3 separate regions of the Homo sapiens genome follow, and all the other regions are linked to region 3. Evidence: chromatin contacts called from ENCODE Hi-C or POLR2A ChIA-PET data. All regions are on one chromosome and are shown on one strand. The core of a region is the stretch at or near the end of the contact, and the rest is flanking DNA. Distances in the headings are between cores, read along the strand shown. Region 1 overlaps TULP4 (TUB like protein 4). Region 2 overlaps TULP4 (TUB like protein 4). Region 3 has its middle 51 kb from the start of GTF2H5.

The links. A loop is a pair of places that touch in the nucleus more often than their neighbours do. ChIA-PET counts read pairs that join two places held with the same protein, here RNA polymerase II (POLR2A). Pooled maps may share reads with other maps.
Region 1: a loop to region 3 is called in a map of Caco-2, with 5 times the contacts of the local background. The contact joins two enhancer-like sites. A Hi-C loop is called at or near these places in 5 of 168 maps with a recorded cell type or tissue (Caco-2, IMR-90, chondrocyte and 2 more), 1 of 37 single-sample maps with no recorded cell type and 6 of 50 pooled maps. POLR2A ChIA-PET finds 5 or more read pairs at or near these places in 7 of 52 experiments (A549, AG04450, PC-9 and 4 more).
Region 2: a loop to region 3 is called in a map of A673, with 3 times the contacts of the local background. The contact joins two enhancer-like sites. A Hi-C loop is called at or near these places in 5 of 168 maps with a recorded cell type or tissue (A673, GM12878, IMR-90 and 2 more), 23 of 37 single-sample maps with no recorded cell type and 10 of 50 pooled maps. POLR2A ChIA-PET finds 5 or more read pairs at or near these places in 5 of 52 experiments (AG04450, GM10248, PC-9 and 2 more).

Annotation. Positions count from the first base shown.
Region 1 is chr6:158,495,561-158,499,138 of GRCh38, forward strand. It overlaps TULP4 (TUB like protein 4), which reads left to right. Exons shown (of 14, transcript NM_020245.5): 12 at 3,109-3,252. Among named protein-coding and RNA genes, the nearest start is that of TMEM181, 63 kb to the right of the region's middle. Within about 2 kb of position 1,336, at least 2 of the 41 ENCODE cell types and tissues checked have a DNase peak (open chromatin) inside an H3K27ac peak, as active enhancers do.
Region 2 is chr6:158,473,540-158,477,146 of GRCh38, forward strand. The region is part of intron 6 of TULP4 (TUB like protein 4); the gene reads left to right. Among named protein-coding and RNA genes, the nearest start is that of TMEM181, 85 kb to the right of the region's middle. RefSeq lists enhancers at 1,221-1,793, 1,841-1,890, 2,211-2,290, 2,311-2,390. Within about 2 kb of position 1,877, at least 8 of the 41 ENCODE cell types and tissues checked have a DNase peak (open chromatin) inside an H3K27ac peak, as active enhancers do; they include PC-9, where a contact is called at or near this core.
Region 3 is chr6:158,217,760-158,221,189 of GRCh38, forward strand. No RefSeq gene overlaps it. Among named protein-coding and RNA genes, the nearest start is that of GTF2H5, 51 kb to the left of the region's middle. Within about 2 kb of position 1,597, at least 3 of the 41 ENCODE cell types and tissues checked have a DNase peak (open chromatin) inside an H3K27ac peak, as active enhancers do; they include PC-9, where a contact is called at or near this core.

The DNA of each region.
Region 1 (3,578 bases), core at 86-2,585, 280 kb after region 3:
GGCTGAGTGCAGTGGCTCACGCCTGTAATCCCAGCACTTTGGGAATACAAGGTTGGCAGATCACCTGAGTTTGGGAGTTTGAGACCAGCCTGACCAACATGGAGAACCTTTCTCTTCTAAAAATACAAAATTAGCCTGGCATGGTGGTGCCTGCCTGTAATCCTAGCTACTTGGAAGGCTGAGGCAGGAGAATCACTTGAACCCAGGGGGCGGAGGTTGCTGTGAGCCGAGATCACGCCACTGCACTCCAGCCTGGGCAACACGAGCGAAACTACGTCTCAAGAAAAAAAAAAAAAGATTAGCTGACTATTGGTACAATTCTTGGTGGTAAATTTTTCTGAATTTCATTTCTCAGTACTAGATAAATACCCTGTCCATGGCAAGTTTGAAACAGAGGAAAACTGAGCCAAGGGAGTAAAAGCCAGGCCAGAACATGAACATGTATTCGGATCTGCCCTCCTGCCCAAATGAGTTGCAATACCTTGTTATATTTACCCCAGAGACAGTAATGACGTGAAAATGGCAGAAGGTCCATTCCAGAGCAACTTCCTTCTGTTGGGGAGGTCCCTATGTGAGTTGAGGAGCTGTGTTGCTCCCCGCATCTTTCCCAGTTGCAGAATCACTGCATGTCGTACACGTCTGTCTGCAAGGCCAGCTCAGCCAGGGGGGCCGTGGCCCTCCATTTTGAGCGTGCTGTGCGTAACCTACTAAAACTGGTTTTTGAAAAATTCTGAATCTGTGTATGAGTTGTATGAAGCAGTTCATACACAGATCCTTTAAAATAAATTATTCTTACAGATTAGATGTTAGAAAGACCTATTGCTATGAGGCATTTCACAGATTTTTTAAATAGTGCTGCATTTGAGTTTTTCATTTTGAAGTTTCTGAGCTCAAAGAAAAAGAGGAATAAAATTTAAACATGAAACTGACTTAGGGAATCACAATGGACCATCCCTGTACATAATGCAAATAAATCTCTCATAATATTTTCAGCAACCTGGAAACACTCTGATGACCACAAATGCTTGTTGTTCAGTTACTCGTTAGTGCCCTATTGATTAGATAAGGCTGATTTTTAATAACTACTGTTTAGCTATCATGATTATTCCCACATCAGTAAGCTGAGAACTTAGCCATCTGCCTATGGTAAATATTGAAAAAGGGAATGGAAGTGAGAATTTACTAAATGGGTCTTTTCATTCTTGGATGTTGAGAAGGTCCACAGATAAGCCAGTAAAGATCTTACAATGAGAGAGCATGTGAGAGCCTTTGAGACAAATGCTGGCCTTTTTTGGGGGGTGCAGGGAGATAGGGCCTGGCTCTGTCACCCATGCTAGAGTGCAGTGGCGCCACCACAGCTCACTGCAGCCTCAAGCTCCTGCGCTCGAGTGATTCTCCCACCTCAGCCTGTACTAGCTAGGACTGTAGACAAGGCACATGCCACCATGCCCAGCTAATTTTTTAAAATTTTTGGTTGAGATAGGACTTCACTATTTTGTCCAGGCTGGTCTTAAACTCCTGGCTTCAAGCCATACCCCCATCTTGGCCTCTCAAAGTGCTGGAATTACAGGTGCGAGCTACCATGCTCATCCTGATCTTTTTAAAAATAGTATTTTGATCCATAGAGCTACTTTGTCAAGGTAAAAGAATTTTCCACTTGATTCTATTAATACTAGAGAACAGAAATTAACTATTGAATACTAGAAGGTATGTTATATGTGGTACCCCATTAAATAATCTTTTCAAAGACAGTATATGGCACTCTAGTGAACTTAAAAAGTGAGTGCTGTTCCCCAGGTTGGATAATTTGTTTTCTTTAATTAGAATGATCTGGCCCATGAAATTTTTTTATTTTGAATTTTTGGCATTTTAACAATACACAGTAGATTCTACAAAATTCAAAGCATTCAGAGGGGTCTATAGTAAAAATCTCTGTCATTCTCACCATCAGCCACCTACTTTTCTTTCCTGGAGGTAACTGATGGTATTTTTCTAATCCCTCCTAGAATTTTTTTAAAAATTGCTTTGTCAATGTGAACAACAAAGAATAACACTTTAATACATTCATTCTTAAGTCATATGGAACCACACAGTATTTTTAAACCAAAATTCATATTATCTTTCCTTTGTGGACAAGAGAGAGAAACACATGCCTAGGGCCTTTCCTGCTATTGGGCAGGAGAAGTTACCTTAACCCATACCAGTCCATGGGCCAGCCCCGCAAAGATGCTTCGACAAAGGAGGCCTGCTGTGCCGCAGTCATGCTGCAGGTCAGCCGCTAAGTGTTAAGGTGACCGCCATGGAGCTAGAATAAAGAAGCTTTGTGCTACCTGTCTCACAGGAGAGACTATTGAACACAAAAGCAAGTTCACAGGGCAGTTTCACCCCGACTTTAACTACTGTGAAACTTAAATTCAGATTCATTATATTTAAACTTATTTTGTCTCCTCTAAATATTTTAGTTGCAATCTAGGCCTTCTCCTACATGTCCCTGTTAATCAAATTAAATCTTGAGGTTTTAAAAAAACAACTGTGTGGAAATTCCCTATAAATCTCTATCCTGATGGTTAGATTAAAATTGAAAGCCAGTAAACCAAGGTTCCAGCCGAAATGAAGGCTATGTTTTATTCCTACATGAAACCATGCCACCCCCATCTCAACATTGCTTTCACACAGTTTCTTGGTTGCCCAAGCTTCCCTTGTTTGGCAGTCTGGTTGTCACAACTATTTCCATTCAATCATCCTTCTGACTGCAAATGAGGTTTTTAAAAAATATGTTTTTATACCCTAGCTTATTCCAAAAGAAATGATTTGTGTCTAAAATGTTTTTAACATTTGAAATTTGTAGTTCTGTAGACAAACCATTGGCAAGGAGGCCAAGCTAGACCGGGAATCTGCTGTTACTGAATCCAGAACTGTGGCTAGTATGGTCGCATTGAGTACTAGGGAGAAATGAAGAGCTCCTCTCAGCCTCTGGGCCCTGCCTACACAGATCTGTCTTCTGATGGCAGGGAAACTGCAGTGCGCTCTTCTTCCTGTGACTCTCTTGACACTTTGGCTCTGCTCTGGTGTGTCTCTGTTAACTGTGCCCTTCTTTTTCCCCACCAGTAATCTATAAAACCAGCCTCCTGCATCTCCAGCCGCGGCAGATGACCATTTATCTCCCAGAAGTTCGGAAAATTTCCATGGACTATATTAATTTACCTGTCTTCAACCCAAATGTTTTCAGTGAAGATGAAGATGATTTACCAGGTGTGTTCACATACATCAACGTGTTTGTCACGGTCCCTCTGTCAGTAGATCATGCAAGGGGGACAGAGCGGCAAGTTGTTGAGGATTTCAGTCTGCTACCTGGGTTTGGAAAAGGTATCCCTGCCTCAGTAAGGTTGGTAGATGTGATGTTGTGTCCCAGGGGAAAAGTCACAGGTTGGCACCAGTGTTGGCAGGAGGGGAGCTGCTGGAGCACAGATGGTTCCAGTAGCAGCGGCGCCTTGTGTTTTCGGAGCACAGTTCTAACATCTGGCTTTATCCTCACAGCTATCCTCTTAGTCTTGTGTCTGGATTCAGATAAGTTTGCA
Region 2 (3,607 bases), core at 627-3,126, 260 kb after region 3:
CAGAGTTTTGCTCTCGTTGCTTAGGCTGGTGTGCAATGGCGCGATCTCAGCTCACTGCAACCTCTGCCTCCCGGGTTCAAGTGATTCTCCTGCCTCAGCCTCCCGAGTAGCTGGGACTACAGGCATGTGCCACCACGCCCGGCTAATTTTCTTGTATTTTTAGTAGAGACAGCGTTTCACCATGTTGGTCAGGCTGGTCTCAAACTCCTGACCTCACTGATTCTCCTGCTTCAGCCTCCCAAAGTGCTGGGATTACAGGAGTGAGCCATAACATGCCTGGCCTTTTAAAAATTTGTTATAAACAGAGTCTCACTGTCTCCCAGGCTGGAGTGCAGTGGCATGATCATAGCTCACTGTAGCCTCAACCTCCTGGGCTCAAACGATCCTCCTGCCTCAGCCTCCCAAGTAGCTAGGACTACAGGTGTGCACCACCACACCCAGCTAATTTTGAAAATTTGTTTTGTAGAGACAGGGTCTTGCTATGTTGCCCAAGCTGGTCTTGAATTCCTTGCCTCAAGCAATCTTCCTGCCTCAGCCTCCCAAAGTGCTGGGATTATAGGCATGAGCCATTGCACCTTGCCCTTCTTCTGTTTTAAAGTGAACTATTTTGCACATGTTTGTACAGACATAAAACATTTCATCCTACTAGGTGCATTTTCTTCAAGACAGATCCCCCATCCTTCTTAGGGAGAGCTACAGAAAGAACAAACAAAGGGTGGAGAGGGAGGCTGGAGAGCCTCCGACTGTCCCAGGAATCTGCCTCCTCGGTGGCCGGGTAGCCAGTCCTCAGCCCAAGGCCTCCCTCAGTCATCCAGAAACCCTGTGCTGGCACTGCCTGGTTTTCCCTGTCCAGGACCAGTATAGTTGGTTTTTGTTCCTCCTACATTTTCAGAAGACTCTATCCAACTCACTGCTATATACAAAAATAGTAATATAGTGAGGAAGCTTTCAATTCCAATTAAATAGATTTCTCCTCTCAGCCAGGCCTCTGCTCAAACCACCTCCAGGGCAGCCTCCCTGCTCCCTCTCTTCAAAAAGACCCCCTTGCTGTTGCTCTGGCTCTCGCTCAACACTGTTTTTTACTTCACGGAATTTCACTACCTCACGTTATCAGGTAGTTCCTGTCACAGATACTGAGATACAGGTTGAGTACTCCTTATCTGAAATGCTTAGGACCAGAATTGTTGTGGATTTCAGATTTCTTTTTAATTTCAGAATATTTGCATTGTATCAGGTGAGCATCCCAAATCTGAAAATTCGAAATACTCCAATGAATATTTCCTTTGAGCATCTTGTTGGCACTCCAAAAGTCAGATTTTGGAGCATTTTGGGTTTCAGATTTTCAGATTAAGGATACTTCACCTGTATTTATTCTCTCCCTGCCACGCCAGGATGTAAGCTCTACAAGGGCAGAGAATGTATTTGATTCATTGTCAGTCCCCTTATAACTAGCATGGATCTGTCCATTTGTATACATTTAGCAAATATTTATCTAATGACTAACAGCTCAGTAGATAAAAAAATGATTGGCTGGACGCATGGCATGTCTTGTGTACTAGCAGGAGGAGAGGTGGCAGAGTAAGGAACGGGCACCAGGCCTTGATTGCCACACTCCCTGGTGGGAGGTGAGGCAGGGCTGGCCCGCATCTTTTCCTTTCCGGGGCTCAGCCTCAGCATTGAGGGGGAGAAGCCAGAGGAGAAGCCTGCCCCTCCATGGGCCACTCGCCTCCAGCACTGTGGCCTAGAGTTTGTCCTTTCCAGCTGAGCAGTGGTTCTCCCTGTTCCACCAGACCCACACTCCCTGAAATGCAGCTCAGTTTCTTGCACTTTTGCCTCAGATTTAGACGTGTAAAATATGTGAACCTCCCTATGCAAATTAAGATTTGAATGTCATCTGCTTCACAGTTCTAGCCATCAGTTCTAAAAATAGTCGTTTTATGGGATTTGAGAAAGAGATTAAGACCGCAAACTTACAATTGAGTTTTTCCCTAGCAGACAGCAGCTGTTCAAACACAACGTGAATCTGGGAGCTTTGAAGAGCTGTGCTGTTCTGCTGCGGCTCAGCCTAGTAGGCGGAGGTTCTTAGGGAGGAGGTACCTTCAGCATGGGTGAGGTCTGTGGGCCTGCAGACAGTGTGTTCATGTTCTGCCATCACCCATGAACCTAGAGGACAGAGTGATGGAAATTGATGACTGTGAGGTGGCAAAATCAGGACTAGCGTTAGTGAACGCCCCGCCCCGTGTCTGTGGCCACATGCAGTTAGCGCCATTTGACTCTTGTTCTTGCCAAAACTACAGAACATTTGTAGCGAGGGCTTTATAGGCTGGAATACCAGTAAACAGCCAGGGAAAAATTAACACCAGCAGAAATGTGACTTTTAAAAAGTAAGATGACCTGTTAGGGACTTTCTGTGGACTTACAGGGGTCCTGAGAAGTCATACCCTGCTGCCTCACTTCTGACCAAACAGTCATCACAGTCATTCATTTCCCCAGGTCAGTGATGACTCAGAATCTTCAGACAAGAGGGGCAGTTCTTGTTATCTGTCACTCCTTCCCCGTTTTTCTAGCACAGCCTTAAAATTATTATGGCAAAGGTACCAGCGTTTATTTTGCTGCTTTATCATCTTACATGGACTATATGCTACACAAACTAAATTAAATTAAATCAATGTGTCCGTGCCCTGCCCTCTCCCAGAGTAAGTTTTCACTTACTTGGGCAAGTAAATGAGTGCTGCACCCTAATTAATTTAATGTAAATTCCTGTGTTGGTGTTCTTGTCCCATTCTTAGAAGAGGGGATTTCCTGGTAACGTTGCCCTAGATAATAATTATTCCTTTGAGACCCTGCAGACCTCACTTCTCCAGGCTAAATAATTTCAGCCCTTTTTCTCCCAGGTTCTAATGTTCCATCCTTTAATCTTTCGCGTCTTCTCACTCCTGCTTGGCTGAGAATTCCAAGTCGTCCGAGCGAATGCGCTACCTGGTTTGGAGTCACACCATCCTCCCTCGCCTTCGAGATGTGCCAGCGACTGTGTTCCGTGTTCATCCAACCATGCTACCTGCCTAATTACCTGTGGGCTCTCTTCTGCTGTGATGAACCCCGCAGATCATTTATTTATATGCTGTGTAAACAGCCTGTTTCTCTTCCTATTTGCCTTTTCTATAGACATGTTTGGTTTGTTTCTGAGTAAAGCAGCTTTGACCAAATGGACTAAGGGGCCATCTGGGGCTCACGATTTTGTATGTGATGGACAAATGGTTAAATTTTTCAGTGGAGTATTACGCATTCTTTAGGCTGTGGTATCAATATGTTGGCACTTCAGAGAGTCAGCACCATGTAGTAAGATAAGGACCAGCAGTGGAGCTGGGGAGGGATGAGAATCACAGCTCTTCCACCATTTATTACTATAACAAGGTACCTAGCCTGCCTTAGCCTCTCTAACCTCATATGTTAGATGAGAATAATGTTATTCATGTGGGAGAGTAGAACGGATGCAGTGAATTCAGGTATGTGAGCATTTGATGTGCTTGCTGTTGGAATGTAGTTTTGCAGACAAGGTTGTTTTTGTCAGGATGGGTGGTAATTATATATATAAAGGTAACAAAGC
Region 3 (3,430 bases), core at 347-2,846:
TATTGTAGCTTTTGCTATGATTTGAATGTCCCCTTCTAAACTCATGTTGAAATTTCATTGCTGGCTGGGCGTAGTGGCTCACGTCGTAATCCCAGCACTTTGGGAAGCCGAGGTGGGCGAATCATGAGGTCAGGAGTTCAAGACCAGCCTGACCAACATTGGTGAAACCCCATCTCTACTAAAAATACAAAAATTAGCCAGGCATGATGGCGTGCGCCTGTAATCCCAGCTACTCAGGAGGCTGAGACAGGAGAATCGTTTGAATCTGGGAGGTGGAGGTTGCAGTGAGCCGAGATTGCACCACTGCACTCCAGCCTGGGTGACACAGCAAGACACTGTTTAAAAAAAAAAAGGAAATTTCATTGCCATTGTGACCACATTGACAGGTGGAGCTTTTTTTTTTTTTTTTTTTTTGAGACAGAATCTTGCTCTGTCTCCCAGGCTGGAGTGCAGTGGTGCTATCTCAGCTCACTGCAAGCTCTGCCTCCCAGGTTCATGCCATTCTCTTGCCTCAGCCTCCCAAGTAGCTGGGACTACAGGTGCCTGCTACCATGTCCGGCTAATTTTTTTGTATTTTTAGTAGAGTTGGGGTTTCACCGTGTTAGCCAGGATGGTCTCGATCTCCTGACCTTATGATCCACCTGCCTCGGCCTCCCAAAGTGCTGGGATTACAGGCGTGAGCCACTGTGCCTGGCCGACAGGTGGAGCCTTTAAGAGGTAATTAGGCCATGAGGGCTCAGCCCTCTGAATGGACTAAGGCTATTATTATGGGAGTGGCTTAGTTTTAGAGGGAGTGGGCTCCTAATACAAGGATAAGTTCGACCCCAATTCCCCACTCTGTTTCATGTGCTTGCTTGCCATGTGATGCCTTGCATCTCTGGCTTTGGCCATGGGATGAGCCTCACCAGATGCTGGTGCCATGCTCTTGGACTTCCCAGCCTCCAGAACCCATGAGCCAAATAAACATCTTTTTAATAAATTACCCCATCTGTGATATTCCATTTAGAGCAACAGAAAATGAAATAAGACAATTTTTATGTGAATTCCTAATTTATCCATCCATTCACTCATCCATTCATCTGTTAATTTGTTTATTTACCATCCATTCAATTATTCATCACATACTCACTACCTGCTGCTGGGCTCGGCATGGGAATAGGGAAAAAACAGTAAACATGAAACTTGCTCTTTTTTCTCCTAAGGCCCAAAATGTTCCTGATGCCTACGTAGAGCTTCAGTGCTTCAAAATAGCTTAGTATCTATGTTAATATTAGCGTAGTTTTCAGAGACTTCACAAAATGGAATTTTAAAATTGTTTTTATTCTTCTGTTTTTTGTCTTTATTTTTTAACTTTTTTTTTTCTGCTCCCACTTCACTGGGATTATTTTATACTCCTTTAGCAGTCCCATGTAGATGTTTCTTGGTAGTCAGCCCTCCATCACAAGTGATTCAGGAATCCCAGCCCTTTCCATCTGGTGGCTTCATTCTCTAGGGCCTCAAGTTCTTTACACCTAGCTGGCTGGCAGGGGAAGAGAACATGTGGAGAAACACACCCATTTCTTAACTGCCTTGGCCAGGAGTGAGATACATCATTCCGATTGCAAGTATCAGTCACATGGCTCCACTTGGAGGTAGGGAGGTACTAGGAAATACAGTCTCTTGCTGGGCAGAGACTTCCTGGTTACAGTTCTATCACATGAGAGGACTCGTGGTGTACAATTAGCTGTCTCTGCTGCAATACCCAAAACACTTGCATGATTTTGCAGCTGTGAGTAAGATTATTTCGACATAGATAAATCACTGCTGGGATTGCTTACTTTTGTGGTCTAATACTTATATAATACTTAAATGTTTAAGTCTTTCAGAGATTATCTTCCTCCATCTAATTTTTTTTGTTTTGTTTACCTTATTTTTCTTTTTTTCTGATACAAGGTCTTGCTCTGTCACCCAGGCTGGAGTGTGCCATGGCATGATCATGGCTTACTGTAGCCTCAACCTCCCAAGTTCAAGCAATCCTCCCACCTCAGCCTCCTGAGTAGCTGGGACTACAAGCCTGTGCCACCATGCCTGACTAATTTTTAAAAATTTTTTTAGAGATGGGCGTTTCCCTGTGTTGCCCAGTTATAACATATATAACATATGTATTATATATGTTATATAATACATATATATATAAACTCCTTGGTTCAGGCTATCTTCCCACCTAGGCCTCCCAAATTGCTGGGATTACAAGGCTGAGCTACAGTGCGTGGCTTTTTTTTAATATAACAAAATTTATTTATTCAGTGTCTGCTAAGTGATTCTCTTTGGAGCAATGCTTAATTACAGTATAAAGTTATGACATGACATTTGTATCCATTGGTCCTATTAATAAACATCAGTTGCAGAGTATGAAGTTTGCAGTTACAAAATCTAAGTTTTTTACTGAGTAAAACTGAAAATGGCTAGCATTTACATAAAAATGGACAATTTTGCAAAATAGAAGTGATAATGGCACACAGTCCTAATTAGAAGGCTTACTTTCCTAAGAGCATGTGAGTGCCAGTGTATTTTCACTAGGTTTTGTCTTTTTGACATCTGCTTTTTTACAGTGCTGATGATTTCTGTTAATTTCATGAATGACACCTTTATCACATTTCAATCTATGATCTTTTTTTTTAAAGTTTTGTCTTAAGGCTTCAGTGTCTTCATTTGGAAAATAGTGTCATCATCCACAAAGACCTGGTAACAAACAGTGCATAGAAAAGTCATTGAGGACCGGATGCAATGGCTCAGGCCTGTAATCCCAGCACTTTGGGAAGCCGAGGTGGGCAAATCACATGAGGCCAGGACTTCGAGACCAGCCTGGTCAACATGGTGAAACCTCGTCTCTATTAAAAATACAAAAATTAGCCGGGCATGGTGGTGCGCGCCTGTAATCCCAGCTACTCGGAAGGCTGAGGCAGGAGAATCGCTTGAACCCGGGAGGTGGAGGTTGCAGTGAGCCGAGATCGTGCCATTGCACTCCAGCCTGAGTGACAGAAGGAGACATTGCCAAAAAAAAAAAAAAATTACTGAGGTCCTCAGGGCAAACTTGAAACAGCTGGGAAGATTTTGTATGTACGAGAAAGCCCAACCTAAAATTGTTTAAGGAACAAGGGAGTTTCTCATCTCAGAGAACAAGAGGTTTAAAGATGGTGAAGGCATGTGGCACATACACAGGTTGGCTGTTTCAGAGGGACAGTGACCTGGCCATTGTCTCTGGTCCTCCGGCCTCACTGTGTTGGCTGTGTCCTCTCACGGCCACAAGGTGGCAGCAGCAGCCGCGGGCACCGCAGCCTTCCTGGAGGAGCGGTTCTCCGACTCAGGACTACTTCCTTATCACAGGCTTAAAAACCAAGACGCCAAAGAGCTTTAAAAAAAAATAAAAAAATAAAAAAATTAAAAAATA